Regions from separate parts of the Homo sapiens genome. Here region 1 is linked to region 2. Evidence: read pairs that join two places in POLR2A ChIA-PET (ENCODE). Cell type or tissue: GM12878. All regions are shown on one strand. Each heading gives the region's core, and the rest is flanking DNA. Links, peaks and the distances in the headings are about the cores only. Region 1 has its middle 49 kb from the start of TIMD4. Region 2 overlaps CYFIP2 (cytoplasmic FMR1 interacting protein 2).

Evidence for each region. Peaks named below come from ENCODE experiments on the same cell type or tissue, not always from the same donor. Only the 100,000 strongest peaks of a DNase experiment are listed, where the experiment ranks them.
Region 1: POLR2A ChIA-PET joins it to region 2 with 5 read pairs; 3 of 35 experiments call an interaction of 5 or more read pairs at or near these places.

Annotation. Positions count from the first base shown.
Region 1 is chr5:156,912,490-156,915,410 of GRCh38, reverse strand. No RefSeq gene overlaps it. Among named protein-coding and RNA genes, the nearest start is that of TIMD4, 49 kb to the left of the region's middle. RefSeq lists enhancers at 658-1,603, 1,604-2,803. In GM12878, for the core only: no CTCF peak of the experiment used is centred there; a DNase peak (open chromatin) is centred at 1,230; H3K4me3 peaks cover 602 bases; H3K27ac peaks cover 2,146 bases.
Region 2 is chr5:157,275,485-157,278,405 of GRCh38, reverse strand. The region is part of intron 1 of CYFIP2 (cytoplasmic FMR1 interacting protein 2); the gene reads right to left. Among named protein-coding and RNA genes, the nearest start is that of CYFIP2, 11 kb to the right of the region's middle. In GM12878, for the core only: no CTCF peak of the experiment used is centred there; no DNase peak of the experiment used is centred there.

The sequences.
Region 1 (2,921 bases), core at 244-2,743, 360 kb after region 2:
AAGCTTGGTGGCAGGTGCCTGTAATTCCAGCTACTCGGGAGGCTGAGGCAGGAAAATCGGTTGAACCTGGGAGGAGGAGGTTGCAGTGAGCCGAGATCGCACCATTGCACTCCAGCCTGGGAAACGGATTAAGACTGTGTCTGTCTCAAAAAACAAACAAACAAACAAAAAGGTAATGCAATCGAATGGAATCAATGTTGTTTTTCCATTTCCATAAGGAAGGAATGTGATGCAGTATGTGCTTCTTACAGCTAATGATTATATGGTGGATCCACAATCAAACCTCACAATTTAAAGCAGGAGTTTCCAATCTTTTGGCTTCCCTGGGCCACACTGGAAGTAAAGGAATTATCTTGGGCCACACATAAAATACGCGAACACTAATTATAACTAATAAGCTAAAAAAATCGCAAAAAAAATCTCATAATGTTTAAGAAAGTTTACCAATTTGTATTGGGCCACATTCAAAGCCATCCTGGGCCGCATGCAAGCTCAATTTAAAGCAACCTAATTCCTCACCATGGCCTTTCTAGGCTAAACACAGGAGATACTATCAATTTGTAATGAGCACCTATTATATTCTGGGTACTCTATTAACTGTTTCAAGGCAATTATCTCATTGACTCCTGACAGCAGCTCAATAAAGCGGGTATATTATTTTGGCTTTGGAGCTAAGAAAACAGAAGCACAGGCAGGTGAAGGAACTTGCTCAAGGTCACGTCGTCCAATCTCCTGTAGCAGAGCCAGGTTTTGAACCAGGCTTGAAGGACTCCACACTCTAACCACTACCCTGTACTTCACAGTGAGGGCTCCAATTCCAGACTTCATGCATATGGCTCTGTAACACTGACCTGCATTGGACTCAAATGGATTTCAGTGTCCTCTGATCCACAGCAACCTGAGTATATCAATGGCTTTCCAGTTACAACCCCATTATAGCTCAATCTTCCCTTGTCCCCATATTATTTACTCAGAATCTGATTTGCATTTGCAGAGGAAGCTGTAAAGGGAGAACCTGGCAGGAAACTTAATGAAGCCAGGTGGGACACATTTAAATGGGAATGTGTTGAACTAACTCATGAAGAGCTAAAGCCAGCTGTCAGCAGGCTTAATGAAAGGTTAACAGGAATCCAGCAATGGGTGGCTGGGGAGACTCTTTGTCTCTCTAAAGAAAACAGGAAGTTGAGAAGTGGGCTCCCTGGGTGGAGGTGAGAGCAGAAGGAGGAAGCCACTCAAAACCGAAAGACTGGGTCTGGAAATAGAGCTTCATTTAGATTTGTAAATATGTTACAGCCTTAAAAAAAAAAAGCACTGTGAGTTCTCAGCTCTCTGAGCATCAAAGGACAGTGAAGGGAAGTGTTCCCGAATAAGATGAATGCTAATGCTATCCAGAGGGAGTTTGGGGAGCACTGGAAATGGCTGCTCGCAAAACAGAAGGTGGATTTGCTGCTTGTGCTGAAAAGGTGCTATTGTGCGGTTATATGCATTATCCATACTGTATGTGAAATAATGGGGTGGGAGCACAGCAAAGACTCGCACACATCTGTCAGTTTCACTCCCATTTTCAGCCAAGGAAACTGAGGCTCAGAAAGGGGGCATGAGTTGCCCAGGTCCCACAGTTAACCAGTGCTAGAGCAAAGCACTAAACTGTGTTTTCTAGACTTGTCTCTGTGGCTAAGATTCTGGAGTTTTCACAGAATCTGCCCTGTTATTGCCCTTCTGGAGTCATGTAATTAAGTTCTTGTTGGTGTGGCCATGCAATTCAGCGTTCCTTTTCCGTAAGCCATCTATCTTAGCACACCCCTGGCTTTATAGTGGGCTGCTGCCCCCAGGAAGAGGAATCAGAATGCAAAAAGCGCACAGCTTGGCTGCTCTGCTGCTCTCCTAGCAGCACCATAACTATGGTGACCAACTTGTCTCAATTTGCTCTGGGCTTTCTTGGTTTTAAAACTCAAAGTCCCACATGCCAGGAACCCCTCAGTCCTGGGCAAACTGGTGTAATCACCCAATAGGTTCTTCCTGTGCCATCTGCACAGACAAAACCAGTTCATTGAGAACACGGCATTGCAGTAGAGAAAAAGTTTAATGGACATGACGCCAGCCACATGGGAAATAGAGTTATTATACAAATCAATCTCCCCAAAGGCTTGAAGGTTAGGGTTTTTATGGACAGTTTGGAGAGCAGGGGTCTAGGGAAAGGGTGCTGCTGATAAATTGGGGATGAAATCATAGGGGTGTGGAACACTTCTTTGTGTGCTGAGTCCAACTCTGGGTGGGGCCACAGGACCGGGTGAATCATGAGTCACAAGGCCGGGTGGGATCTGTTGAAAAAATATTTCAAAAAACCAATCTTAGTTTCTACAGTAGTGATGTTACCTAGATGAGCAACTGGGGAAGTCGCAAACCTTGTGATCTCTGGCCATATGACTCCTGAGCAATAAGGGATTGTGGAAACTATGGGGTCAAAATATGTCAGTTATGCAAAATGGGGTCGACTGTGTCAGATTTCTCTCATCGTTATAATTTTGCAAAGATGGCTTCTCTTGGATGGTTGGTCAACCTAAGTCTATAAACTAGAGATCAAAAACAACCATCCTCTCAGTTCTCTCACTCACAGCCCCTGCTCTTGACTTTATTGCAGTGATCACTTTTCCTGTGACTTTGCAGTTGAACCCAAATGGAATTTAGTTTGTTCAGATCCGCTGTTAGAATAGACTACTACTAGATCTACATTTTATATCTAGACCCTTGCTATTCGAAGTGTGAGATTCAGACCAGCAGTTTTGTCATCACCTGGGAGCATATTAGAAATGCAGAATCCCAGGCCCTACCATAGATCCTATGAATCAGAATTCACCTTGTAACATCTAGGATCTCTAGGTCACTCATGTGCACATTAAAGTTTGAGAAGTCCTGGTCTA
Region 2 (2,921 bases), core at 270-2,769:
TTTTCCCAGTTTGGCTGCTTTTTCCTTCCTCAAGAAGAACACAACTCTGGCAAGCTAGAAAGATTAGGTAATTGTCACCTTTGTGTTTCATGAACATCAAGAGGCCAGGAAATATTTTCCATGTCCGTATGGCGCTCCAGCCAGAGGCTATATAAGTATACGTACACACACACAAACATACTGCACACACATATACATATATATACACATATGTATACATATATTACTACAAAGAAAATATTATATAGATATATAAATATAAAAATAAATAAAAGGGAGATTTAGGTTGTTCCTATTAAAAAAATTTACAGTCATTTGCCTCATAATGATGCTTCAGTCAACAGTGGATCATATATATGATGGTGTTCCCATAAGATTATAATATCATATTTTTACTGTACCTTTTCTATGTTTAGATACACAAATACTTCCCACTGTGTTGCAATTGCCTACAGTATTCAGTACAAGAACATGCCGTACAGGTTTGCAGCCCAGGAGCAATAGGCTATATACCATATAGCCTAGGTGTGTAGTAGGCTATGCCATCCAGGTTTGTGTAAATGCACTCTATGATGTTTTCTTGGCCCCAGAATAAAACCCAAATACTGCTACTTCTTCCTCCCATGCCAGGACAGACATTGCTAATTGGTAATGACTCTATTTTCCACTAAGTCCACAGACAGCTTCAGAATCCTCATGAAATACTGAGCTCCAGGAAGCCACCAGCAATCAATCTGAGTTTGCCCATGAAATAAAACATAACATGCCCTCTCTGGAGTAGAACCATGCATGTGAAAGCTCCTCAAGGTCAGGGACCATTTTCTTACCTATCACTGAAAATGCAGAGACCTTAGCAGAGTGCTGCAAACAGATTAGGCACTGGGGAAGTACTGAATGAAAGAATTCATGAACACACCTCAATCTCCTGACAACATAGGAGAGAGGAGACGACCTGAAGTTGGCCATGTCCTTACTTCTAGTTTTTCCATTCCTTCTCCTTCACTATTAATAACACAGATAAGGCCAGACTCGGTGGCTACACAGATAAGACCGGACTTGGTGGCTACACAGATAAGGCCAGACTCAGTGGCTCATGCCTGTAACCCCAACACTTTGGGAGGCCAAGATGGGCGGATCTCCTGAGGTCAGGAGTTCGAGACCAGCCTGGCCAACATGGTGAAACCTCATCCCTAATAAAAATACAAAAATTAGCTGGGCATAGTGGTGCGCACCTGTAGTCCCAGCTACTCGGGAGGGTGAGGCAGAATTGCTTGAACCTGGGAGGTGGAGGTTGCAGTGAGCTGAGATTGAGCCACTGTACTCCAGCCTGGGTGACGAAGCGAGACTCTGTCACAAAAAAAAAAAAGAAAAAGAGAAAAAACCCATACAGATAATTTAAATCAGCATAGAATACATAGTCATATCCATAAACTGCCAGGATAATTCTTACTTAATATTTTTTTCTAGGGATTCTCTTTTTTGCCACTTTTCATTTTAGAAGGAAGCTTTATATCACAATCACAGAGAGAAAACTAATATTATATGCCATAAACAGAGGAGCCATAAAAAACATAGTAATGAACATAAACACAGGTCTGGGTATTATCTGAAAATCATCCCATGTCCACCACTGATATCCATATGAGAGGCATTTTAGTGTGGAGGTGAACTGGATAGCTTGAGTTAGAATCTTACCTCTGCCAATACCTAGTTGTGTGACCTTGAGTAGGTGACATAACCTTTCTGAGCCTCACTCTCTTCATTTTGGTATAAGGGATAATGATAGTTCCTATCTCTTAGGCTTTGAAAACTCAATGAGTTAGTCCATGTAAATGGCTTGGCTGGTAGAAAGTGCTCGATAAAAGTTAGTGCCTCAGCAAAACTGAATCCAGAAACATATAAAAAAGATTATGCATCATGAACAAGTGAGATTTATCCCAGGAATGTTAAGATTGGATTAACATTAACATCAGAATATCAATTAACGTAATAAGCTATAGCAATAAAGGTCAGAAACCATATCATCTCAATACACACAGAAAAAGCATTTGACAAAATCTCAACGCCTTCATGATAAAAACACTCAAAAAACTAGGATTAGAGAATATCCTCAACTTGACAATAAGTGGCCACAAAAAACTCTTAGCTAATATCAGACTTAATGCTTTCTCACCAAGATCAAGAACAAGACAAATAAGTCTGCTCTTAGCATTTCTATTCAACATTGTACTGGCAGTTCTAGCCAAGGTAATTATGCAAGAAAATTAAATAAAAGACATCTAGATTAGAAAGGAAAAAGTAAAACTATTCCTATTTGCAGATAACATAGTCTTGTTATAGAAAATCCAAGAAAAATCCACTAAAAACTATTGAAAGTCATAAACAAGTTCAGCAAGTTTGTAGGATACAATATCAGCATATAAAAATCAGTAGTATCTCTATATACCAGCAATGCACAATATGAAAATAAAATGGAGAAAACAGTTCTATTTATAGTAGCATCAAAAATAATACAATACTTAGAAATAAACTTAACAAAATAAGTACAAAACATACACTCTGAAAGCAATAAAACCTTGTTGAAAATATTAAAGACCTAAATAAATAAAAAGATATCCCATGTCCATAGGTTGGAAGGCTTAATATTGTTAACACGGCAATACTGCCCAAACTAACCTACAGATTCAACATAATCTCTATGAAAATCTCATCTGGTTTCTTTGCAGAAATTGACAAGCTGATCCTAAAATTCATATGGAAATTCAAGGGACTCACTCAGGATAATCAAGACAATCTTGGGGGTGGGAGGAACTGAACAAAAATGGAAGACTCACACTTCCTGATTTCAAAACATACTCAAAACTACAGTAATCAAAATTGTGTGGTGTTACCATGAAGACAATGAACAATGATTAAATTAA